5 separate regions of the Homo sapiens genome follow, and regions 1, 2, 3 and 4 are each linked to region 5. The links are chromatin loops, found by intact Hi-C in ENCODE. Cell type or tissue: A673. All regions are shown on one strand. Region 1 overlaps TRDN (triadin). Region 2 has its middle 81 kb from the start of SMPDL3A. Region 3 overlaps TRDN (triadin). Region 4 overlaps TRDN (triadin). Region 5 has its middle 79 kb from the start of TRDN.

The links. A loop is a pair of places that touch in the nucleus more often than their neighbours do. Peaks named below come from ENCODE experiments on the same cell type or tissue, not always from the same donor. Only the 100,000 strongest peaks of a DNase experiment are listed, where the experiment ranks them.
Region 1: it touches region 5 in a loop (10-fold over the local background); 7 of 110 quality-filtered maps call a loop at or near these places.
Region 2: a loop joins it to region 5, with 20 times the contacts of the local background. A loop is called at or near these places in 10 of 110 quality-filtered maps.
Region 3: a loop joins it to region 5, with 9 times the contacts of the local background. A loop is called at or near these places in 17 of 110 quality-filtered maps.
Region 4: a loop joins it to region 5, with 11 times the contacts of the local background. A loop is called at or near these places in 89 of 110 quality-filtered maps.

The regions. Positions count from the first base shown.
Region 1 is chr6:123,488,826-123,493,825 of GRCh38, reverse strand. All of the region lies in intron 9 of TRDN (triadin), which reads left to right. Among named protein-coding and RNA genes, the nearest start is that of TRDN-AS1, 52 kb to the right of the region's middle. In A673, no CTCF peak of the experiment used is centred here; DNase peaks (open chromatin) are centred at 1,795 and 2,595; H3K27ac peaks cover 4,942 bases.
Region 2 is chr6:122,867,610-122,872,609 of GRCh38, reverse strand. No RefSeq gene overlaps it. Among named protein-coding and RNA genes, the nearest start is that of SMPDL3A, 81 kb to the right of the region's middle. In A673, CTCF peaks have their summits at 1,340 and 3,015 (motif pointing left); DNase peaks (open chromatin) are centred at 1,329 and 2,979; H3K27ac peaks cover 2,715 bases.
Region 3 is chr6:123,391,058-123,396,057 of GRCh38, reverse strand. TRDN (triadin) reads left to right here. Exons shown (of 41, transcript NM_006073.4): 13 at 2,381-2,434. Among named protein-coding and RNA genes, the nearest start is that of TRDN-AS1, 46 kb to the left of the region's middle. In A673, a CTCF peak has its summit at 2,511 (motif pointing left); a DNase peak (open chromatin) is centred at 2,517; H3K27ac peaks cover 572 bases.
Region 4 is chr6:123,413,184-123,418,183 of GRCh38, reverse strand. All of the region lies in intron 12 of TRDN (triadin), which reads left to right. Among named protein-coding and RNA genes, the nearest start is that of TRDN-AS1, 24 kb to the left of the region's middle. In A673, a CTCF peak has its summit at 2,148 (motif pointing left); a DNase peak (open chromatin) is centred at 2,123; H3K27ac peaks cover 517 bases.
Region 5 is chr6:123,712,998-123,717,997 of GRCh38, reverse strand. No RefSeq gene overlaps it. Among named protein-coding and RNA genes, the nearest start is that of TRDN, 79 kb to the right of the region's middle. In A673, CTCF peaks have their summits at 2,514 (motif pointing right) and 2,520 (motif pointing right); a DNase peak (open chromatin) is centred at 2,827; H3K27ac peaks cover 1,759 bases.

The sequences.
Region 1 (5,000 bases), 220 kb after region 5:
GCATATTAATTTAGAGACAATGTAAGTGGTGAGACATTGACTCTGACTGGCAATTATAGAATAAGACAATTCTTGCCAAGTTTATTGCTCTGCATGTATCCACTACTTATAAAACATTTGCGCTTCCATCTGTTTCTGTTTGGGATTAGTGTAACACCTGTATTGTTTAGCTAGAGTTCACTATTAATTATTGGTAATGAGTTTTTAAAACTATAATTTGATTTTTCCCTCTGGGATTCAGTTTTTCCTTTGTACTGTCACACCCTCAAAAGTAACCCAAATTGCAGTTCTAATTTGAAAACGCTTGCTGATGAAATGTGCTGACACTATGACATAAGTCCCAAGTTTTGCCTTTTATCCCATCAAATAAAATGCTTCTAAGATATTCTTAAAATTTTTAGCTAAGATTTCGTCTATAAACCTGAAGATTAATTGAATTGCTCTTTCTGATTTTCTGTTGTGAATGGTGAATATGCACTATCCTAGGGTCAGGGATAATCCTCACTTCAATTATAGGGACCATCTTAATAAACCAGTATAAATTATAAAGATCTGCTCATTTGGTTGTATTGAATCAAAATTCTCTTGTACTGACTTACTCTATATTAAGTTGAAACATGAAGAAAATTATATTTAAATCTAGGAAGTGAATGCATGCTATCAACACTGGTCCTATGGGCAACTGGCATAGACCTGTATGTACATTTTGTAATTTTAGGTATATTATGAACACCGAAGATCTCCCCTCTCCAGAGATACTTTCTCCATTTAATGAACTAACATCTTCATATTGAGATCTTTGGTTGTGCCGATGGTCAGCGTTATACAGGATGTGTTTTAATAACTCATAACCTGCCTTAGGGAAGACAGAGAGAGGAGAGTCGGGGAGAGATTGAGACAGAAAGAAAGAGATTGATTCGTCTTATGGTAGCTGTCTTGAAACTGATTAACCTCCACTTTTTTTCCTAGGGCTTAAAGTAGTCTACTTGTCACTTACTCATAAGAGAACTATTAAAACTGGTCAAGACAGACATTATTTGCAACATCAAAACACAATTTATGGGTTTTTTTCTTTTTCTTTTTTTGGAAATTGATAGTACGGATGGTCAAGGTATATTCCGCCAGATTTATTTATCTTTATCAACCTTCCAGTAATTCCAATTTCCTTTTCAATTTTGTGTGGCTTAGCACATTTTTCTTAAGTGACAGCTATACTGATAATTTTATTCATTTAGGTAGACTATTTTTAAGAAAACACATCAGGATCTTGCTTGGCATTTTCATATTCCTTCTTCACCAACTTCTATCTGGGCTTAATAAATTGCATGGGTTTCTGGGCAGAGTCACCCAAGTTAAAGAGACAAATTTCTGTAAGGAAGAAATCACATGGTTCACAGACCTCTTTATATTCACTAAAGATAAAGAAACCAATTTAAATGTCCACTACAAGTACCAGGGCTAGTGTGCTTGTGCTTAGTAATTTTAATAATTTTTTTTAGCTTTCATCTCTGTAACTATTATGATTAAAGTTTAATACAAGTTAAAGTTTATCCCTTAGAAGTTATTCCACTATTAAAATTTCAGCTACTGTCTGACTTTTACTTGAGCCAAGAATTATGTCACGGTAATTTATTCTGCTTTTTGTGTCATTTGTTTTCTTTAAATTGAGGGTACTCACCTATCAGAATCTTCTCTGATTGTAATAAGGCATTCTTTGGCAGCCTGCATTCCAATTCAATGGGTTTTAAGTCCATAGCTAGAAAGAGCCTCAAGGAATAAGTTAGTACTCTCATTTTATTAAGATCCTTTTCTTGAACTTTAGTGGTGCTTAACTATATTTTTGGTTAAATCTCGCTGAGAAGAGGTCAAATGTAATTGCATTATAGTCACTGTTATTTAATGGTTTAATGTATTTCAGAGCTCACTGCTTGTATTAGACAAGACTAGGTACCATTTAGCTTTGCTTTAGACTTCTGAAAAAAATCCTGCTCCAAGGTAGGCATAGTTCCATAAAAACATATTCACTCTAATTCCAATCATTTAATTATTTTCACACAACAAAAGTTTCGGGAATTTTAATGTTTATTCAGTAAGTAGTTGTTGAATCCTCTCAGCAAGCTGGTGGTCCAGAAAAGAGGTAAGCTAAGACATAAATAATTGTATTAAAAAGGATAACTTGATAAGTATACAATGAAGACATAGAAAATATACATTCTAATCTCAGTATACCAGGAATGAGTAATTTTCTCTATCAACCTCTTGGAGTTTTAATTATTAAAAAAAATTATTTAGTTTTTCTAATAGTTTACAGGAGTAGAAATAAAGGGAAAGTGAAAGTTTTGATAAGAATTTAAATATAGTAAAACAAAATGTTTCTATCTTATATTCCCTGTTTTCAAAGATGTATATACTTCAAATGGGAAATATCTTCAGAAAGAAACAAACAGCTCATCAGTTATCATCTATGAGCCTTCAGTGTATTCATCTTGCAGATACCAATTTCAAATTTTGAATATATCTTTAATAAGTTCTATTATATATTATCACTTCTGGTTTTTCTAGAATGTGCATCATCAAAATGTAGTACTTTAATTTTTATAAACCTTGATGGTCCATAATTTTGTTGAAAAGAAAATGTCATCTTCATTTCATAATAAAACATTTCCTTCCTTCCTTCCTTCCTTCCTTCCTTCTTTCGTTCCTTCTTTATTTTTTTTTTTTGAGATGTAGTCTCACTCTGTCGCCAGGCTGGAGTGCAGTGGTGCCATCTCGGCTCACTGCAACCTCTGCCTCCCGGGTTCAAGCAATTCTCCTGCCTCAGCCTTGCGAGTAGCTGGGACTACAGGTGCACGCCACCGTGCCCATCTAATTTTTTTTCTATTTTTAGTAGAGACGGGATTTCACCATGTTGGCCAGGATGGCCTTGATCTCTTGACCTCGTGATCCGCCCACCTCGGCCTCTCAAAGTGCTGGGATTACAGGCGTGAGCCACTGTGCCTGGGCAGGTTTTCATTTTTGTATTTACAAACATAGATTACAATAATGCATTCAATTATTTTTAAATTCACATTGTCCATTTCTTTTGGATGCCTGCCTTTCTCTTTCTTTAGCATTTGTGCAGTTAGAAACCACAGATTTTGGCACATGAATTTTATAAAGAAAGAGTACTGTGACATGCTCTTTTAGCAAAATGAAATGGTTCAGGTTCTTGTCACAAAATATAACAGGATAAATTCCTTCCTGTTAAAGGGCTAACTAGATGAGAATACAGTCGTGTCCTCTTATCCATGATTTTGCTATTTGCAGTTTCAGTAACCCACAGTCAACCACAGTCTGAAAATATCAAATGGAAAATTCCTGAAATAAACAACTCACAAGTTTTAAATTGGACACCATTCTGAGTAGCATGTCATGTTATCACGCTCTATTCCACCAAGTATGTGAATCATCCCTTTGTCCGATGTATCCACGCTCTCTAAGCTACCTGTCTGTGAGACACTTATTAGGTATCTCGGTTTTCAGATCAAGAAAACACAGCATACATAGAATTCAGCATTATTCATTGTTTCAGGTATCTACTGGATATCTTGGAATACATTTTTTATGGATAAGAGGGAACTACTATAGTATATTTCCTTTTTTCTCTTTGAAATGCATTGTTCACTCATTGATTCTATAGTTTAAGAAAATTCATTGTCTTATGAAGACTCATAGTCTGAGATTTCACTTGTATAATCAATTTCAATTTTACCCTAATCATTAGAGTCTAGCTTACTGCTCTCTGTCTTTCTGCATTCATCTTCTGATTCATTTAATAATTTTGAAATATCTTCCTCTGTCACTTTTCTTCTATTTGAAGTTATGGATGGAAAAAATAATTCTGAATTATAAACTGTGTTCAGTGAAACAAAGTAGGCTGTAAAAATGGTGTCTCAAAAAAAAAAAGATGTCTCCAGGCTTCTTTTATATCTTCTTGAATGATGATGTAATACTTCAGTCAACACTATAAACAATCATAGTGATGATGGGGCAATAATGATATATTTTACAGTTGCATCATCTTTCTAGGCAATTTCATTATTCTGCTTCTTCATTGTTTTAGTTTTAAGCATTGTTAGGAACGATTGATGAGTAATGATGAAACAGTTCCTATGTTGATGAAATAGAAAATGCTTAATATAAGAAAAAAAAGATCATGAAGTTTCCATAAAGTGCCTTACATGTTTAAAATTGTCCAATGCTGTCACATGGTAATTACAAGATATAATGGGTTTTGTTCTGTTTAAGAAATAGGTAAATTTCCTTTTGTTTCTTGGAAGACCTATAAGAAAACAAATAAGTCAAGAAATATTAATTTTTATAAACAGAACTGCTTAACAAAAGAAACTAAAAAAACTCTGATTGACTCCAGTGGACCCTGATAGTGTAATGAGAACCAATGGGAAAAATATAAACTCGGTGGTCACGCAAGCCAAGATTTAAATCCTTCACTTGTGTTTTTTGTTTTTTTGAATCTCAGTTTATTTATAAGATTTATTACTTAAGATTGTTTAAATGATTAAAAGATATATATGTACATGTTCTCCCAAATCCCTTTTTTGCTTTCTCTTTTATTATGAATATTTATTGCAAAAAAAATAGTACTCGTAGTGTGAAAGACCAAAGAAGATGGTATGGAAGACATAACAATTGAAATAGACCTTGAGATATTGGTAGGATATGTCTGTGTGAAATTTAGAATAAAAATATACAAGGCTAAGGTGATAATATTAAAGCACAGAATCACAAAATGTTAAGTGATTTCTGTGAGTACCAGTTGCTAAATATTTACTCTCCACCAGGCTATGGAAATCTTATATAATCCTAATACAAACTTAAAAGGAGTATATTATCATCCATGTTTTACAGATGAAAGAATTGAGACACAAAGAGCTTAAGTGGTTTGCCAAGGTGGCACAAAGCAGCAGACAGGAGATTCAAATCCAAGACTGCCGAATTCC
Region 2 (5,000 bases), 850 kb after region 5:
CATTTCAGCACCAACTCAAAAGTCCAAAGTCCAGCGTCTCATCTGAATCAAATGTGAGTGATACTCAAGGCATGATTCATCTTTAAACAAATTTCTCTCCAGCTGTAAGCCTGTGAAATTAACAAGTTACGTGCTTCCAAAATAGCCAAGACATAGGATAACCATTCTCATTCCAAAAGGGAGAAGTAGGCAAGAAAAAAGGGTAGCTGTAACAAGTAAGTCCAAAATCCAACAAGGAAAACATTAAGTCGTAAATCTGAAGAATAATCTTATTTGATTCCATGTCCCCTATTCTGGGCACCCTGGGCTGGGGTTGGGCCCCCAAGGCCCCAGGCAGCCCCACCATGAGGTTGTGCTAGGCTCAGTCTACCCAGCAGCTATCATGGATTAGAGTCTCATGCCTGTGGCTTTCCCCAGCTAGAGTTGGCATGCTGGTAGCTCTACAGTCCTGGGGTCTTGACAGCTGCCATAGCTCCCAGTAAGTGTTGCCCAAGTGGGGACTCTGCAGTGACCCCAATCCCACAGTTCTGCTGGGCATTGCCTTGGTGGTGGCTGTCTGTGGTGGCTCCACCCCTGAGACATTTCTGCCTGTGCCCAGGCTGTCTATGACATCCTTTGAAATCTAAGTGGAAAAAGTTACAGCTCTTGTATTCCACCTGTCTGCAGAATTAGTACCACATAGACATTGCCAAGGTTTATGTCTTGTAACTTCCAGAGTGGTTGATTGAGCTGTACTGGGCCCACTTGAGCCAAAAAATAATGGGGCAGCTAAGGTGTGCTGCACCAGAATTTAGGGACCAAAGTTTGGGATAACCCTGGGCAGCAAATCCTGAGCTCCCTTGGGTGCCTCTCTGGAAACTTTGCCCTCAAGGTCACAGCTTGCCTAGAGGATCTCTGAAATGCCTTCTGGGTCATTCTCCCATTGTCTTGAAAACTAGCCCCTGGCTCTCCTCTATCAGTACCAATTTAGCAAATAGTTGCTTGGCTAGACCCTTGGTTTGCTCTTCTAAAGCAAAGGTAAAAATCCTTTTCACTGTTTACATGGCTGTGATAGTTAATACTGAGCGTCAACTTGGTTGGATTGAAGGATTTGGCCTTCCTGGGTGTGTCTGTGACGGTGTTGCCAAAAAAGATTTACATTTGAGTCAGTGGAATGGGAAAGGCAGGCCCACCCTCAATCCAGGTGGATACAATCTATTCAGCTGCCAACCCAGCCAGAATAAAAGCAGGCAGAAGAATGTTAAAAGACTAAACTGGCTTAGCCTCGCAGCCTACATCTTTCTCCCATGCTGGATGCTTCTGCCCTCTAATGTCAGACTCCAAATTTTTCAGCTTTGGGACTGGACTGACTTCCTTGCTCCTTAGCTTGCAGACAGCCTATTGTGGGACCTCCCATTGTGATCATGTGAGTCAATACTCCTTGATAAACTCCCCTTTACATATACCTCTGTCCTATTAGTTCTGTCCCTCCACAGTACCCTGACTAATACAATGGCTAAGCTCCAAATTTTTCAAATTTTTCTGCTCTGCTTCCCTTTTATTATAAATTCTGTCTCTAATATCTCTCCTCTCACATCGTACTGTATGCAGTTAAAAGTAGCCATGCAGCTCCTTCAATGTTTTGCTTAGAAATTTCTTCTGCCACACATTCTAATTCAGTACTCTTAAATTTGTCTTCCATAGAGTCCTAGGACATGGACACAATTCTGCTAAGTTCCTTACAACTGTGTCACAAAAATAACTTTTATGTCATTTTACAATATTTTGTTCCTCATTTCCATTGAGACCTCATCAGAATGGCCTTTACCATTCATGTTTCTACCAACATTCTAATCATGACCAATTAAGTAATATCTAAGAAGTTCCAGGCTTCTTTACATCTATTCTCAACTCTCACCAGAATCACTCTTACTGCTCTTTTTATAGCAATCTAGGCTTTTTCTAGCCTGCTCCTCAAAATTCTTCTAGCATCTATCCATTACTTACTTTCAAAGTCACTTCAACATTTTTAATAGCAATGGCCCCACTTCATGGTACCAATTTTGTGTCTTAGTCCATTTTCTGGTGGTATAGAATGGTACATGAAACTGGGCAATTTACAAAGAACAGATATTTATTTCTTACAGTTCTGGTGGCTGAGAAGCCTAAGTTGAGGTGCCTGCATCTGATGAGGGCCTTCCTGCTGTGTCATCCCATGGCAGAAGGCAGAAGAGCAAGAGAACATGAGAGAGACAGCAAGAGGGGTGCAACCTCACTTTTATAACAAGTCTACTCTCAATAATAATGTGCTCCTGTGATTATGACATTAATAAATTTATGAGGAGCACAGAAACCTTTGACCTAATCAGCTATTAACAGTTGCCTCACAAGTCTACTGTCACAATAACTAACCCATTCCCACAATAATAATGTGCTCCTGTGATTATTACATTAATCAATTTATGAGGAGGACAGAGACTTGTGATCTAACAAGTCTGTTAGATCAGACAGAGACAGAGACCTGTTAACAGTTGCCTCTCTTAATTCTATCACAATGACAATTAAATTTAACAAGCTTTGGAGGGAACATTCAAACCATAGCATCTACTATCCCTATCTTCTTTCATACACATGATAAAGGCATAACTATTTCCAAGAACTATGAAAAACATCTTACCTAGTATGCACCAGGCTCATATTGTAAAGAATAAAATTATTAAATAAAATTTCTATAGCTTGTTTTAGTGGCAAAGCATGTGAATATTTGCAGGACAACTTTTTAATCTAGATACAAAGATTAAATGCTTAAGTGGTATTTTTAAATAGTATTCCAGAAATACTTTGTGATGTTTGACTGCTACCTTTTATCTTTTTCTGTTACAATACCCTCCCACCCTCACCTAGGTAATTCTGCATTGAAGGTCATGATAAACTTGATATTATGCTCAGCTCCTATGAGGTTGCACAATTTCCCAGTGTGTTCTCTTCCCCTGGCCTCTTAGTGCACCCTGCTGGACTTCCTCAGGAACACCACCTGCTCTTAGACTGCTACATGAGAACAAGCTTCATTTATATGCTCTAAATGACACACACACACATAAACAGATGCATCATAGTCTCTAATGCTAAGATCCCACAGATATTTTTCTTCTCTTTCTTGGTCCACAGACTGACCCAGCTAATATTTAGATGTTAGCAATTTCTGCAAATGATTGTGCTTTCTTAGTGCTATGAACTGCATGTTTGTGTTCCCCCAAAATCTGTATGTTGAAATGTGATCCCCCATATGATGGTATTTGGAGGTAAGGCCTCTGGGAGGTGATTAGGTCATGAGAGTAAAGCCCTTATGAGTGTGTTTAGTGTCCTTAAAAGAAAAGAGCTCTCAGTCATATAAGGATGTAGAGAGAAGGCAGCTGTCTACAAGCTAAGGAGTGGGCTGTCACCAGACACTAGATCTGCTAGCTCCTTAATCTTGGACTTCCCAGCCTGTGGAACTGTTAAGAAATAAAAGTTTGCTGTTTAAGCCACCTAGTCCATGGCATTTTTGTTATAGCAGCCCCAACTGACTAAGATCCCAGTTAACTTCAAGTTTCTGAAAGCTAAAGTCATTTCTATTTGTTATGTAGAGCACAAACAGATGCTTCTAGATTCAGTCTGTCAGATAGCCTAGTGGCACTGTGATAGCAACAAGAATTCTAACCCTGCCAGTAAACTTCCCGGTCACCAGTGATGGTGAAGATACTACTCTTCCTCTTCTCTAATACAAAGAGCATAAGGCTCCCCTGCTTGCCTTGCTACCTGAAATCCCAAAGTAATCTCTTTTAAACGGGTAGTCCTCTTCATACCCTCATTTGTCTTAGTCCATTTTGTGCTGCTATAAAAAAATTCCTAAGATCAGTTAATTTATCATGATCAGAAATGTATTGGTTCACACTTCTGGAGGCTGGAAAATTTGAGATCAAAGTGCCAACATCTGGTGAGGGCCTTCTTGCTGTATTATCAAAATGGTGGAAGGTGGAAGGGCAAGAGTACAAAAGAGGGAATCCACTCCCACATGCCCTTTTTATAACAGCATTAATCTATTCATGAGCGCAGAACCCTTGTGACCTAAACAACTTCCATTAAGCCCCACCTCCCAATACTGTTGCATTGGGAATTAAGTTTCCAACATATGAATTCTAGGGCACACATTCAAACCATAACATCATCCATTCTTCAGTTGCTGTAAAATCTGCTCTTCTGGTAGCTCACTAAAGGGTACCATTGTCTTGCCCTCCTCTAACCATTTCCCTTACTCAGCTAATAATGACCTCAATTTAGTTTAATAGCTGCCTAGAGAATCTGGTATAATTTAGTTTCCCTGCATGCTTTGCTTATGTTAATGCTGCAAGTTGGCTAATTTCCTAATGATCCTTACAATCACATAATATTAAAATTTGTTATAGATACAATAAAGAGTTGTAAGACCAGAGTTTACTAAACATAGATAGTGTTCCTTGCCCTGTGCTAAATTCTGTTGATACAATTAAACATATATCTGTACTTCATCCCAGATACTGCAGAGAACTCAAGCAAGTATGTAGCAATAAGTTCTCAAGAATGTATAACTCTAAAGGGGAAAAAAAACCCTAATATTTAGTGAGCACCTAACATGCATTATTCTCACAATAAATCTACAAAATAATTATTATTTCACTCATTACAAATGAAAAGAAAACTGAACGCCAGAAAGATTTAAGAATTTGCCCAATATTCCAGGGTGAGAAAAGACAGAATTGTGATTAAAAGTATTTAACACTATGATAATCCCATATTGTACTGAGGAATGAGTGAAGTATTCAGTTCACCATAATATAGAGAAAAAAAGACAAGTGATATGTAGGGACAAAATGATTTGTATATTTAATGGATGAAGAAATCACATCTGGTAAAGGGAACTAGAAAGGCCTCAGAGAAGGAATTGTATTTAAGAAAGGGCTGGAAGAAAGGTCAAGACTTCAAAGGCCAATCTGGGGGAAAAT
Region 3 (5,000 bases), 320 kb after region 5:
GAGCAGATGTCAAATCTGATCTTCTTTGCATGTGTCCTCAATAGTTTCAAGGATGATATTTTTGTTGGTTGGATGCAAGCTGGCAGACTTACTGAAAAGGCATTTGGTTTTAAACTGTTAATTTCTATTGAGATGTAGATCATGTAGTAGTTTGTGAACTAATATTTTAGACGGGTGAAAACGCAATTGAGGTTCGTGCAACTGCAATTGCATTTGCACCAACCTCATAAATGAACTTTAAAGCTTAAAATCAGAGAAGGAATAGATGGAGTTATGAGGGACAAACATGATACTGCTATGATCCCGAGATTTTCCTCCATTGAAATCTTTCTTTTGCAGGTAGACATTGTAGAATGACCTCTTTAAAATACACTTTTACCTGGAAACAGTATCTTCAATGCATCAGTGTGCATTTGTGGACTGTTTTCTTTGGCATGTGTTGGACGCGGGACAATGAGGGGCAGGGAAGGCTTAGGGAGGGAACTAAGTCTTAGTAGAAAGAAGAGCCCATAGATAAGGAACCCTAAAACATGCCCAATCTATGTGCACACAGCCCAACCCAGGACAGGCTAAGGTTATTAAAGAGGTAAACCCCATTGAGAGATGACCAGCCTGTTGGGACACTCAAATGGGAAAACTCAGCACTCAGGGGCATGTTTCTGAACCTGACCGCTGAGGGAGAAAGCAGCTGACAGAGAAACCAAACAGTCTGTGGGAGAAGTGATAAGGCCCTAGGAAAAGCACTACATAATTTGCAGGTGTGTGTGACCTCCGTGCTCTAATAGAATCTTAGGTGTGATGAGGTTGTTTAGGATCAGTGATTTAAGAGGATATAAAGAAAAAGGAGAAGATAAGAGGAAAATTGGCTGCAAATTTTTGCAAATATTTCTACAAATTCTAAGGTACTTTACATACTGATATTTTAAAATCTTTTTCTTTAAAATTTAATTACAAATTGCAGTATAATTTTCTAATATTTTGAGATCTCCAAGAAGTAAAACATCTGAGCAGAATGGTGCTCATTTGTTGAAATTTTTGGGCATATTATTTTCTTCTTTTCTTCCATTTGTTTTAGTCAACAATTATTTAATACTTGTCTACTAAATGTCAGTTATATATAATTACTAATTGAGACCATTTAGTCTAGGTTTGACAAAGATGGTACTAGCATGCATGCAGTTTTCCTCCAGAAAAAAAATTAATTATGTAAATATCAAGGGTAGACTGAATTCAGTTTTGGCAAAAGATATTTTCTCTGAATAAATAGCTATAGTAATTAGAATTATTTATGAATCAAGTAATATTTATTTTATGTAACAACAAATAAAATTAGCATTTTTATAATCATGTTTATATATAAATGAATAATTATCTTACCAACAAGAGGTAAAGCATGAATTAGAAATCAAATCAACATTAAACAAGTTATAATCAACATTTGACAATAATTAAATGAAAGATTGAATATATATGTGAATCAACTACTACATATCCACCTAACTTCGTGTCCACACATAATTATTGCTAAACATGTGATGGATGAATGAATGAAAGTGAATATCTAAAACAAATGACCCAATCTTACTTTCCATTATTAAATAATAATTCAATAATTGAAAACAGTAAAGACAATCAGAAACCATACTAAGTCAAATGTGAAGTGAGCCGTTATTTTTTGAAATTTTTATTTACCCATTATTTCCCATTCTGATTAAGTATATTTAAATGTTTATCATATAAGTTTTTTTTTAATAAATCCTTTTTCTTTAAAGGAAAAATTCTGAACAAAGGAGAAAAACATAGCAAAAAAAACTTAGAACAAGAGGGAAGAAAGATTCATAATGAAGCTTGCTCATTCTCTCGGATATATTTTGCCCAGGGCCACACTAATAGTGATTGGTGCCACTGCAGTTTAGGGAAGGGCATTTTAGAGTCAAAGGCTTGAACTTGGGATTGGTTGTTTCAGGCTTTATTCTCACATTAGTCACTAAGGGACCTTCAGTAAGTCATCTTATTTGGTTCTACATGTGCCATCGATTTCAAAGGGCTGATAATACAGACATAATTTAAATAGAATTCTGAGATTTTCAAATTCAGATGCTCAACAAATGCAAAGTGATATTCCATGGCCAGTTAACAGTGAGGCAAAACAGTGTTTGGAATCTTTATCTTATGATTTAAATTGCTTCAGTCATGTTTTTCTTTCAGTAAGCTCCATTCTCAGCAATTCCTCTAATAAGTTTATGTCTTAACAAAAATTCTTCGTGTCAAAAGCAACACTTTTTATGCTCGTTTGTGTTTGTGCTCCCCTGTCCCTTTTTTATTTATATATTTTTCCAAAATCATACTTCATGGTAATTTATGTTTTTTTCATTCCAAGAGCCGGGAAAAGCTTCTGAAACCAAACAAGGGACTGTAAAAATTGCAGCACAAGGTAAGCAATAAAACACTTTAAAAAGCATTGCCTTTTTTTAAACATCTATAGCACTTTATTGACAAAAGCAAAAGCTGTTTATTGCAGAATAGCACCATCTGCTGGGATATTGCAAAAAAAATATTGTTGAATGAAAATACACAGTTCAAGTATTTATTTAGTAATTGGAGCAAGCATGACTGAGAGTAATGCCAAATTTGCAGAGGAACTGCTGAAGGACCCAAGAACTAGTCTTGGCTCCAAGTTTCAGTATTTGAGCTTTATGTATATTTTTAAAAATAATCCATTGATGTGCATAAAGAAATACAAATACAGATATAAAATAATGTACACTTTTCTATAATTTTCAGTATACCTTGTAATTTATGTTACATGAGAAGATCAGAATGTTATTAAAGCAATATTACTTCATAAACATCAAAACTGTAAAAATGGGGTTCCAGATATGGCTACAAAATAATTATCCTATTTTTATGAGCCATCTAAGAAAATTAATTTCACCATTTACAAATATCTTCAGGATAACTAAAGTGGTTTCGTCTCACACCATGAGGATTAATTTGATGAAAGCATGAGGGAAGGGTTCAAGTGTTCTGCCTTTGTTATGTGGCAAAACTTTATGGAACACACTTAGAAAATAAAAGATACAATGTTTACTGGAGAAGATCTTTATCATCTCTTCTATGCTAGATTATATAATATCAAGCAATAAAGGAGATGCACATAGGTGGTGGTACAATTTTCAGGGGTAGAAGGCTCTCATAGCAGACTTCTTAGCACATCACATGATGTATGACCGAATGTATTACATCTGAGCAAAATTTTTCTCTTGTATTTAATCTTGGACCCAGCAACATGCAGAATCACCCCCGAAAATATTGGTAACATGGGTTTGTTAAATGCCATTTGACTCGAGGATGTTGTCTGTGAGCAAAATAAGCTAGAATGATTAAAAGCTATGATACCAGTTTTTAGTTTTCACATTGAAAAACTTGTTTTTCTTTAGGAAAGTTCTGATAGGGAATATAGTAAATATTATGAACGATAGAAAGGCAGGACAAATATTATTACCTTTGGTTTTTTAATACATGAAAATGCAGGTCAGGGTGAGTTCCTCAAGCCAATGACTACCAGTTTAAGAAATCATTGCTATTAGTGTATATATGTTTTCATAGAAAACCACAATCACCTTAGGCTCATTCTGTTTGACTGAGACTTCTGAGGACCATAGTGTAGATGTGGAACTACGACTTGAGGCAAGAATTTTGTGTTAGTTACTTCAGCCTCATGTTAGAGGCATTCATGAGGAGGAAAATGAAGAGATATCTGAAAATTTGATTCATATTTGAGCTTGAGGCCATGGGCTCTTTAAACTACATTTAACCATTCAAGATTTAAACTACATTGGACAAGTCAACCTTAGAGCTTATCATTTTGGAATAAAATATTTATTTTTGAGGAAATAGTAACCAAGAGTTTCAAAGTCTTGTTAGAATTATCCTTGGAAGGAAATTGGATGAAAAGATTGATGAAGCACAGTGAACAAGGCAAGAGTGAGGTATTCTGTGTATGCGTTTACTAAAATAAAAATGACACACCAATGCAGGGACACATCAAAGCAGAACTGCATATCATTCGCGTCTTTGCAAATCCTCCATAGATCTTTCTTAGATATGTTTATTTTAATGCCATAGGCATATAATTAAATTATGCATATAAATAATTAATATTTGCAAGTACTTCACGTGGAGACAAAACTTAAAATTGGCAATAATCCTATAGTAGACTGATTTTTTGAAGTATAAAGTGACAAAATTGATCATGATCTTTGTGGCATGGTAAAAGGCTAGATTAGATCTGTTCATTTATTTATTTTTAACTTTTACAACAAAGGACATATTAAAAATCTGGCTTTCCATACATATGTATGTATATATGTTCATATTTATTTATAACTATTATTAAGATTTAGCATATATTCTTTGGAATTTTAAAATAATTTAAGGAAATTATTTTAACAAAGTTTTGAGACACTGAGGAGGCAACAAAATAAATATCTCACTACTACAGGAAATTCCAATTTGGAGATCTAAGAAATTTAGGTAGATATAAGGAATGGCTTTTGTTTCTATTAAGACATGAGACAATAACCTCAACTAGGATGGTGGCAATGACATAAGAAAAAAAGCACAAATGTCATTAACATTTTGAAGAACTAATATCTGATAGAGTATATCAAAAGAAACAAAGGAAAGAATAAAAATGATACTGAGCTTTGGAAACTGGGTAATTAGGAGATGGTAATTGTTAAAAATATTAAGTTTCAGGGGAAGAAACTAGCTGAAGGGAAAAAACTAGCTGAAGGGAAAAGATGATTCATTCTTCAGTGGATGAATGTTGAGCAAAAGTAAAATAATTGGACAATAATTTTTTTGGAGCCAATTAGAATTTAGATGGGGGATCAATCTAGTTCACAGGTATTACATAAAAAATTGTTGGAAGAAATTGATATAGACCCAAATTGGAAAGGAAGGAGAGAGATGGGGAATTATTTTTTTAATCAGTT
Region 4 (5,000 bases), 300 kb after region 5:
GTATTCCTAAACCAGGGAAATAACGGTCACACTTACCCTACCTATTATGACAAGCTACCTCTGGGTCAAAATTATTACAGCATGTTCTTATTAGTGTCTGAATCCCACTTTCATTTGTGTGTTATACTTACCCAGTCCTGGATGAGTAATTTTAATTGTGAGAGCCAAATAAGCAAAATGTGGAGTTAGCCCTTGACAAAAATAGCCACTGTTACAAACGTGATTTAAGGGCTGAAATGGTTCAGATCATCATCCCTGGTGTCTTTGCTTAACAAAAGCAGCTAGGAGGGGTTATTGGTCTCAGAGGTGGAATATAGCTGCTCTGCTCTGTCAGAAGGAAAGTGCTCCTTTGGCTACTTCTTCTTTGTCCACAGGGCAAATACTGTGATATGAGAAACCGGAGAGATGGGATGTATCATTGGCAGCTTGGCCCTGAAGGCTTTAGGGCAGTATTTTTCTCTTTCTGCCCCTAGCCAGCTGTCTTTTTGCACAGGTTGAATGCATGTGCTCTGCCTTTGACATTGTGCATTTAAATGCCAGCTTGTGCAATTTACAGTACAAAAGGGCAAGGATACGTGGGGGAATGAGGAAAAAAGAAACCTCTTTTCTCTTCTCATTGGCTGACCTTTGTGATTTCGCTTTATAAAGGCATTGAAAGAGCCCCTTTGACCATATTTCTGATCTTCAAAACAATCACAGAAATAGCCCTTTATAATGTTATTTATATACATTGCTACCAGTCTTCCTGCATTAGAATATAAAGAATAATTTGTATCCCTGGAACTGAACACGGAAAGCCATTCCTATCTCAGTTAGCTGAAAGTAAAACCAAATTGCACTCTGTGATTTTGGTAATAGGGATCAAAAAATTTTATATTGTAGGATTTTAGGCCAATAATACCTGAATCTGAAAGGTAGACTTAATATGCTTCCCTCAAATTAATTTAGAAAATTTCAAATTTGGAGAGATCATAACATAATAATTTTATGAGACAGATATAAAGGGAGATGCAGGACTGAGAGTGACCTTGGTGGTATGCAAATCCTCATTCTTGAGAAATGATTTGTATAGACTTAATGATTCTCTTATTCTCCTTAGGTATTCCTTCATTAATTCATTTGTTCACTTATTGAGTCCTTTCATTAGAAAGATGCTTTTCTGGGTACTAAAGAATAATGGTGGCTGGGCGTGGTGGCTCACGCCTGTAATCCCACAACTTTGGGAGACGGAGGCAGGTGGATCACCTAAGGTCAGGAGCTCAAGTCCAGCCTGGCCAATATGGTGAAGCCCCATCTCTATTAAAAATACAAAAAATTAGCTAGGCTTGGTGGCAGATGCCTGTAATCCTAGCTACTTGAGAAACTGAGGCGAGAGAATCGCTTGGACCCGGGAGACGGAGGTTTCAGCGAGCTGAGATTATGCCGCTGCACTCCAGCCTGAGTGCAACAGAGCAAGACTCTGTCAACTAAAAAAAAAGAAAAAAAGAGGAAAAGAATAATGGTGACAAGGAGACAAAGTTTTTGCATTTATAGAACTTCATAGTCCAGTGAAGGAGACAAATCATAAAGGGCATGTAGTATGATATCCGAGAATGATACTTGCTATGAAGAATTGAGAGGGCAAGTGGATAGAGAATATGGAAGGTGCTGTGTTTTCACTGGGTGGTCTGGGAAGGGCTGTCTAAGGAGATGCTATCTGAACAGAGACTTGGATGAAGAAAGGAGTGAGCTGCACACACATTTGTGAAAATAGTTTCATACAGTAAAAATGCAACCTTCACACAGAAGAAATGCAAAAACCCCAATGATCAGGGAACAGGAAAAGAAGCAGTGGAATAGAATAGCATGAGTGAGGAGCAGGTGGTAGGAGGTGAAGTTAACCGAGTTGTGGAGATCTGGATCACAAAAGATATTATCCTGAGTGAGGTCTGATGCTTTCAAAGGGCCTGAGTACAGATCATTTTAAGCAATTATAAAAGTGAAAACAATTAGAATTAACATAAACACATTTCTCGTGTGTTTTGTTGGCTGGAAAATTTGTTTAGTTGCCTCTTGCTCTGTCCCCTTAACTTTAGTGACACTGCTGTCACTGAATTTTGCATATGAAATTCTCTTCAGAAAAGGATAAGACTAGTGCCATCTGGTGGTCGTAGTTGTGAACGTCATACTCCATCCTGGAGTATTTGCAAAACCAAAAACATTTAGGCCCAGCAGTGCTAAAACTTTCAATAATACTTATCCTCCTAGGTAAATATGTCTATTGAGCACATATAAAACTAGAATATGGAAACTCGACTAAAGTATTCGCTGATGTTGTTCTGTGCTTTGAGGAATCTTTTAGTTTAGCCCAGTAGTTATTTTTGTCTATACAGTATATGCAATGCAGTTCACATAGTAGGGAATAAATAAATTGCTATTAAATTGAAATTAGCCTAATGTCTACTTATCACTGAGGTACCATTGACCTTTATTAGGTCTTCTTTCTTAGGTCTCTACAACAGTAGTATTCTTGAATCCAGAGAGAGACCACATCATTTTCTTTTTATTGTGATATTTGTGGTTATGATTATTTGGCTAGTACACTTACTATTTTTATATAGTGTTTGCCTAATAAATATAAATTTACATATGGGATAGAAAGAACTATGTTTTAACATTACATGGGTGTTTATCTTAAGGGCTACCTGCTTAGACTGTCTGGCTTTGAGCCTTGCCTCAGTCACCTGCAAGTTCTATGGATGAGCCTTAGTTTCCTTCTCTGGAAAGACTCTAATGGTTCTAACGTTACAGCGATCTTGTCAAGGTTAAATGAGAAAATCTAGGTAAGCTGTCTAGCCCAGTACTTGGAATATTACAAGTATCCAATACATGGTAAATATTTTTATAATTTGTATGTGTTTGGTATGTAGCATTTGATAAGCTAAAGGTCAAATCATGTCTCATGGGAAAATTAAATATAAATAAGTAACTAGTTTGTAAGGATAGTTCAGCCTGATCACTCAATAAGCATTTAGTTGAATTCCTTATTTGTAGTAAGCACTGTTCTGAAATATCCATCATACATTTATATTACCAAGAAGTATGCAAAGCTACAAAAGGACAAGCCTCTGAGTGTTTAATAATTGTGTTCACAGAGCCTAGAGTGGCATCTGGCACAGAGTAGATGCTCAATTAATATTTGCTGAATGAATGAATTAGAAAGGACTCCTTAAATATAAATATTATCTAGTTTTACTTCTTATTCATGTAATTATTTAATAAAATTTGATATGTTAAAGTTTCTGTATATAGATGTAAGTAAAACTGAAACGATATTCAAAATTGTATTATCATTACATTTTTACCTAGGAGAATGAAATCAGTAATAATCCTAGGGTACTCATTTTCCAGCAATAATCAAAAGATTCTTATATTACTAATTGTGAGCAGAATACTTAAAGAGAGAAATTTTGGCAAAACTATTATGCGAATCACTAAATTTGCATATAGTGGTTTTTCCCCTAAAATGTAATGTGTGTTTTAAGACTTAACTCTCAGAATGGCAATTCCATTTTCCTGCTTCCAAGTTCTTGATTGGGAACTCTTTATTATTACACATATATTTTCTATTCAGCTAAAACCTCCACAACATACAGAATAAAAGATTTGATTTTTCCTGACTGAAAGAAAAGCTGATATTTGTATATATGCATTTGTTATTTATCAAATGAACTCTAGGACAATGTCAACTGCTTACTAATATCCAATATATTCCATGGACAGCCTCCCTCAAGCAATGAATCTCAGAATATCATGGCAATGTGAAAATTCCTATAACTCACATATTTCTATATATCCTATGGAGTACGTTCTCGTTAAACATGAGGTAACACTTATTCTGTGTTTTAATGACATTTCAGTGGTTTCTAGAATTTTTTTAAAAAAATCTCAATAGAAAGGATTTAGTAACCTTAAGGTTAACCTTGATCAATATTTCGGAAAGTATTATTAATTGGAACTTAAAGGAATGCTAAATGCAAAGATGTGGCATAGGTTCATCAAAATTAAAGAAGTCATGTAAAATTAACCTTAATTCTTCATCAGATAGCGAACTTGAAGATCAGAGAAATTGTGCAGGCTTGATGCATGTGTAGCAAAGCATTTGAAAAGGTGCCTTCTGATGTGTGATTAAAAGGTAAGAAAATGGGCTGAATGCAAGAGAAAACTAGTTACCCCTTGAACCTTTACTAACCAACACTTAGTAATGGATAACTCTTAATCTGGTAGAGATGTCTAATGGTGAGTAGGGGGCTTCATCCTCTTCTGAGAGTCTCTGGATTTAGTCATTACTAAAAAGATTTTGCATTTGACACTGTTGACTATCTCTTTATCTGTAAGAAGCCTATTCATGATTTGTCAATGGTTTTTGACATGTCTGTTATAATAGGCAAGCACATCTTCAAAGCCAATGAAATTTGTTACAATTTTATGTGAAAAAATACCTTCAAGAATGCCTTTTGGGAAACTATATTCACTTGCCAACTGGCTGTATTAAACACCACTCTTTCTCTTGTCAAGTGCTTTTTCTTACAATGCCCTATTTATTCCTGGAGAATTCACTTTTATCAGGCTATGAAGTCATCAATTCAAGCTCACTATAAAGAACCAAAGCTTCACCTTAAGTGCTTAAAATACTCCTAAGTAATTTTGAGTAATGGTCAATTCTACACCCTTTAGAAACACCATTTTAATTATTTTTTATAACCAGTACTTTCTGGTATTTCACCAAGGTGTGATTTCAGATGTAATTCTAATTAAAGTAACAATTTGATTGTTTGATGCCAGAAAGTCCAGACATATAAAAGTCTCTGAAATTGAAGTGTTTTTGATAATTGTTTTGGGAGCAATCACAGGACATTGAGTCCAAGATTCAGACTGAGAGACTGAGATGCTGATGTCATTGGCATTACTGCTACTGTTGCCCCAACACTGGGAATTTGTTGAGAACAGAAAGATGAAAC
Region 5 (5,000 bases):
ATCATAGAACTAAATGTAAAACACAATGACATTAATCTTCCAGAAGAAAGCTAATAGAAAATCTTTCTAATTTTGGGTTTGGCAAATACTTCCTAGATACAATATTAAAAGCATGAACCATACAAGAAAATATTTACGAATTAGACTATCAAAATTGAGGACTTCTGATTTTGAAAGACATTGCTAAAAGAATGAAACAAAAAAGCCAGAGACTGAGATAAGTGTTTATAGATTACATATCTGATAAAAGACTTGTAACCAGGGCATATGAAGAACTCTCACAACTAAAATTTAAAAAAATAAAATAAAAGGGCGTATTGTCTAACGTCCACTTTCTAGGCAACTGAACTCCATAAGTTTATAAATTTCTGGTATGGTAATAATTAGCAATCTAGGCAAAATGGGAATATTATGCTAAAAGCCCCATGGATCAGAAATTTAGCTATTTTTCAGATAGTAAATGCCATTAGAACATATACAAGGCTGTCTGTCCAAGGCAAAATTGACTTAAGACCTGATTTCTCAATCTTTTTGTCATTACTACCCATCTACAGAAACTTTTTATACATTTTTTCTAAACGTAACCCATGAAATTTTTATGCCGCAATTTTTATTATCTTGTATACTATTTGTACTTTATACATAAGAAGTAAGATTTTTTTTTGCCCTAAGAATTTATCCCTTCCCCAGTTGAGAATCTGATGGTTTGAATACCTCTGAGGAGATAGTTTCAGACCTCCTGTGAAATCTGTCCTTCCCAGGCCATCCTCTGACCTGCATCCGTTTCTCCTTGCTTCATGTTTCTCAGGAATCTCTTTTTAAAGTCTTACAAAAATTTCTGCAGTTTTTAACACAAATATATAAATCTATGACTATCCCAATAATTACCAGAATGTGAATCATCAATAGAGAGTTGAAATTATCTTTATAATATATGTTAATTATGACCATATCCCCCGTTGATACTCTCTTCCTAGTTTTCAGTCATCAAAAGTGATTTGAACTTCTTTATATGTACCTATTAAAGTGTGTGTATAATTTTTTACACATTTATTTCCTTTTCACCAAGTCATTTTTCAGAGGTATTCTATCAGTGGCAGGCTTCAAATCAGTATTTTGTGTCCTGGGGATTACCAACTGATTTTCAGTTAATTCTATTAGTAAAAACAAAAACCACTTGACTGCATCAGAGGGATTAACATAATGTTTGACATAATATGCAGCTGTTTGGAGTAAGACTTTCAGGTTGTCCGGAGACAACACAGTATAGAGTCTTTCATTGGTTCAGTTCTGACGCCAGTGACTCACTCTTGAGCAACAGAATGTGGTAGATGTAAAACTCTGTGATTCCTAAGGCTATTTCATAAGAAGCCTTGAAGCTTTCACCTGAAATGCTCACACTGGGGAAAGTCAACCTCATGTATAATGTCTGACTATCTTGAGACCATCATGCTATGAGAGAGCCTGAGTTAGCTACGTATAGCTATCCTGCAGAGAGAGACCCCCAGATAGCTCCTATCTATTCTATCCATCCCAGCTAAGGTGCTAGCTACGGTAGTAAAATTTTTTCTTAAGCATGCAGCCCCATCTAGTCTTCAAAAGACACCAGCCTCAGCCACCAATTGATTATAACCACCTACGAGACCCACATTAGAACTTCATAGCTGAGCCCAGTCAGCCCTCAGAACCACTGGAGATAAGCATTGATGTTGAAGTGCCTGTGTTTTGGGGTGGTTTATTATGCAGTAATAGATAACTGAAACACTGGGAGAGATGATAAGTCCTCACTTAGTACTGATAACGGGTATGGTGTTCTGTTAGCTTGATTATACTTCTATCCCACTCACAAATCACTTCATTTTCTTTCCACATTTACTATTGGCCTCCTTGTAATGCAGTATGAATTTGTATTAGCAGCTCTTTTTATCACAATAATGAGCCTTCAGAAAGGATATTTTTGCCGGACCCGGTTATCAGTGACCACTTTCTAATATTCCCATGTCATGTCTGGCTAGATGGGGATGCATGCTGATTGGGCCACCATATATGTTGTTACTCTCAGGCATTTGTAGCATGGGCACAATTTAGGTACATAATAAACGCCCAAAATATTGGGTGTTTCATAAAACTTCAAATGGGCATGTTGTTCTATGGTATATAACTATGTTATTCCTATTTCTCATTCTCCTCAGGGCTCTCTTGGTTCTATTTCTACTTTCCCGAAAGTTATTCAGTCTACATTCACATTTGATATGGTCAGAAGGGAAAAGCTAGCTCTGGCACACGAGGCAGCCAAGAGCAATGTGCTTCTTATAATTCCCAGGCAACTCCTTTAGCAGTGTGCTGCCATCTTGATTAACTGACACACGGTGCGCAGATGCTAAACTGTTCATGAACCCATGCTTTGTGTAATTCACAGGCAATTTAGTTCTCTGGTTATCTGAAAAAGAACCAAGTAGTAAATACAGTCTATAAATAGTAAAATGGTAGCTACAATTAATTAGCAGTTCTAATTGGCTATTGGTCAGTTGAGTCACCAGGGGGCACTGTATTACATCTTTTTCGAAATTATTCAGGTGGAGTCCAAACAAGAGCTAGTAAATAAGCATGAATTTTATTTTTCTTCTCTGCAGAAAACAGATCAGGTGATTTCTCCCAGCATTGGCCATTCATCAAAATATAATCTGACAGAAATGGCTGAGAGTATTATTCTCTTGTTCCAAGATGCTCTTGTGGGAATAATATTATCACTTCCTTTCCTGGAGTTTTGATTCATTTGTGCCTCCTTTCTACTTGCCATAATCTTTATTGCTTCCCGTTATTACCCATTTTATCCTAAACCTTCTTCCCTGGTGGGATAATTTGATTCAACAGTACCACTTACTCAAAAATCAGACTGTAACATCTGCTATGCCAAGGCCTCTTCACGGCACTGTTGAACAAAAGGAGTCATTTCTCAAAAGGTATATCAGATAGGGGCCAAAGACTTTGGCTCCTTCAAGCTTTGCTGAGAATTACTCATATGAGGCAGATTGATTAATAGGAGGAAAGGTATACAAATTAATTTAATGTCTATACACAGAATGATATCTTCAGAATGAAGACACAAAGACACAGGGGAAATGGCCCATTTTAATGCTTAGCTTCAACAAAGTATAGACAGCCATGTAGAAATATGATTGGACAAAAAGATATGCTCTAATGCTAACAGATTGAGTGAGGGAAGCCCAGTGAGGCTTGTCAGTCTAGAATCTTCTTGACCTCTGTGAGCATGCATTCCTTCCTTCCGGGTGTGGGGCAGGACTTCTCTGGAATGGGGGTCTTATGACCCACAGTCAAAAAAGATAGGTCAGATCATCTTTTTATGGCCAAGTTTTACATAGATAGGACAGAGGGAAAGGTAGAGTAATATTTTTAGGTTTTATGACTGGCTTTGGGGTAAAAGAGGTTCTTGTTTCTATGACCCACCTTCTGGAAGAGGGATTCTAGTTTCTATCGCTAGCCTCAGGGAGAATGGGACTGAGAGAGAGGGGAACAGGAGAAGGTCAGGGAAATACTCTTGTTTCTGAGGTGGCTACTGAGGCCTTCATTTTGGGGTATTGCTTTCTGAGCCCCAATGTAATCTCCCTCTGAAGATGTCAAGTCCTTCTTGGGAACTCCAGTGGTCTGAATTTGGATTCTCCCACTGAGATTTAATATAAATTCCTCATGTTGTACCTTTCCCATTAATATATTCTAATACCTTAGGGTCTTCTGGATGTATTGCCCAAGGGCAGGGCTGCTTGTTCTGCAGCCTGGACTTACTGCAGGGACCTTTCCTGCTCTAGGGTAAATTGAAAGCCAACATCTTTTTGTATCATTGGGATATGAGACAGAGCCATCAGAAGTTCAAGACCAGCCTGGTCAAGATGGTGAAACCCTATCTCTACTAAAAACTACAAAAAAATTAGCCGGGTGTGGTGGCAGGCACCTGTAATCCCAGCTACTCAGGAGGCTGAGGCAGAAGAATTGCTTGAACCTGGGCGGCAGAGGTTGCAGTGAGCTGAGATCACACCACTGCACTCCAGCCTGGGTGACAGAGTGAGACTCCATCTCAAAAAAAAAAAAAAAAAAAAAGAATATGTTATCCCCAAAATGCAAAGACACCTGTAGGGTATTGTACTATCTTCTTCATTGCGAGTAAGACAAGATTAAATAACTTAACTGTTACCTTGGATGAGATATACCTGCTTGTTTCTAAACACCAGTCCTTGGAAAGTTTTATTCATATGGTGGACCCCTGAATCTTTATGGGATTTATCTCACTCCCTCTGAAGCATGACTGTCCTACCAAGGCCTCTCATATGCTCCTCTGGCCCAATTAGCATGATGTTATTTATGTACATCATGGATGTGATGGTTTCCGAAATGTTCTGATGATCCAGATCTCTTTATGCTGTCTTTCAACAGAAGCTAGGAGAGTTTACATAGCTATGGGGCAACTATAAACATATAATTTTATTTATTCCATGTTCATGTGAATTATGTATGATCCTCTTTTATAACAGGTAAAGGGAAGAATGCATCTGCCAAATCCAGGGTTGCATGTCACATACTGGAGACCATATTACTTTGCTCCGGTAAGAGCACTCTATCTCTCAAGGTGGCTGAAATCGGCACTACTATACCTGTGAGTTCGTGGTAGTCTACTGTGACTCCGCTGCATCTGTCTGATTTCAGGAGCCAGGCTGGTGAATTAAATTGAGATATGATGAAGATTACTGCCCTTGTACCCTTTAGAACAGGGTTTGGTAAACTTTTTTTGAAAAGGCACATATAACAAATAGTTTAAGCATTTCAGGTTATATTATCTCTATTGCAACAATTCATCTCTGCTGTTGTCATGTGAAAGCAGCTATAACATATAACACGTAAACAGATGGACTCCAGTAAAACTTTACTTACAAAAAACAGATGGTGAGATGGATTTAGCATATGGGTCATAGTTTGCCAACTCTTGT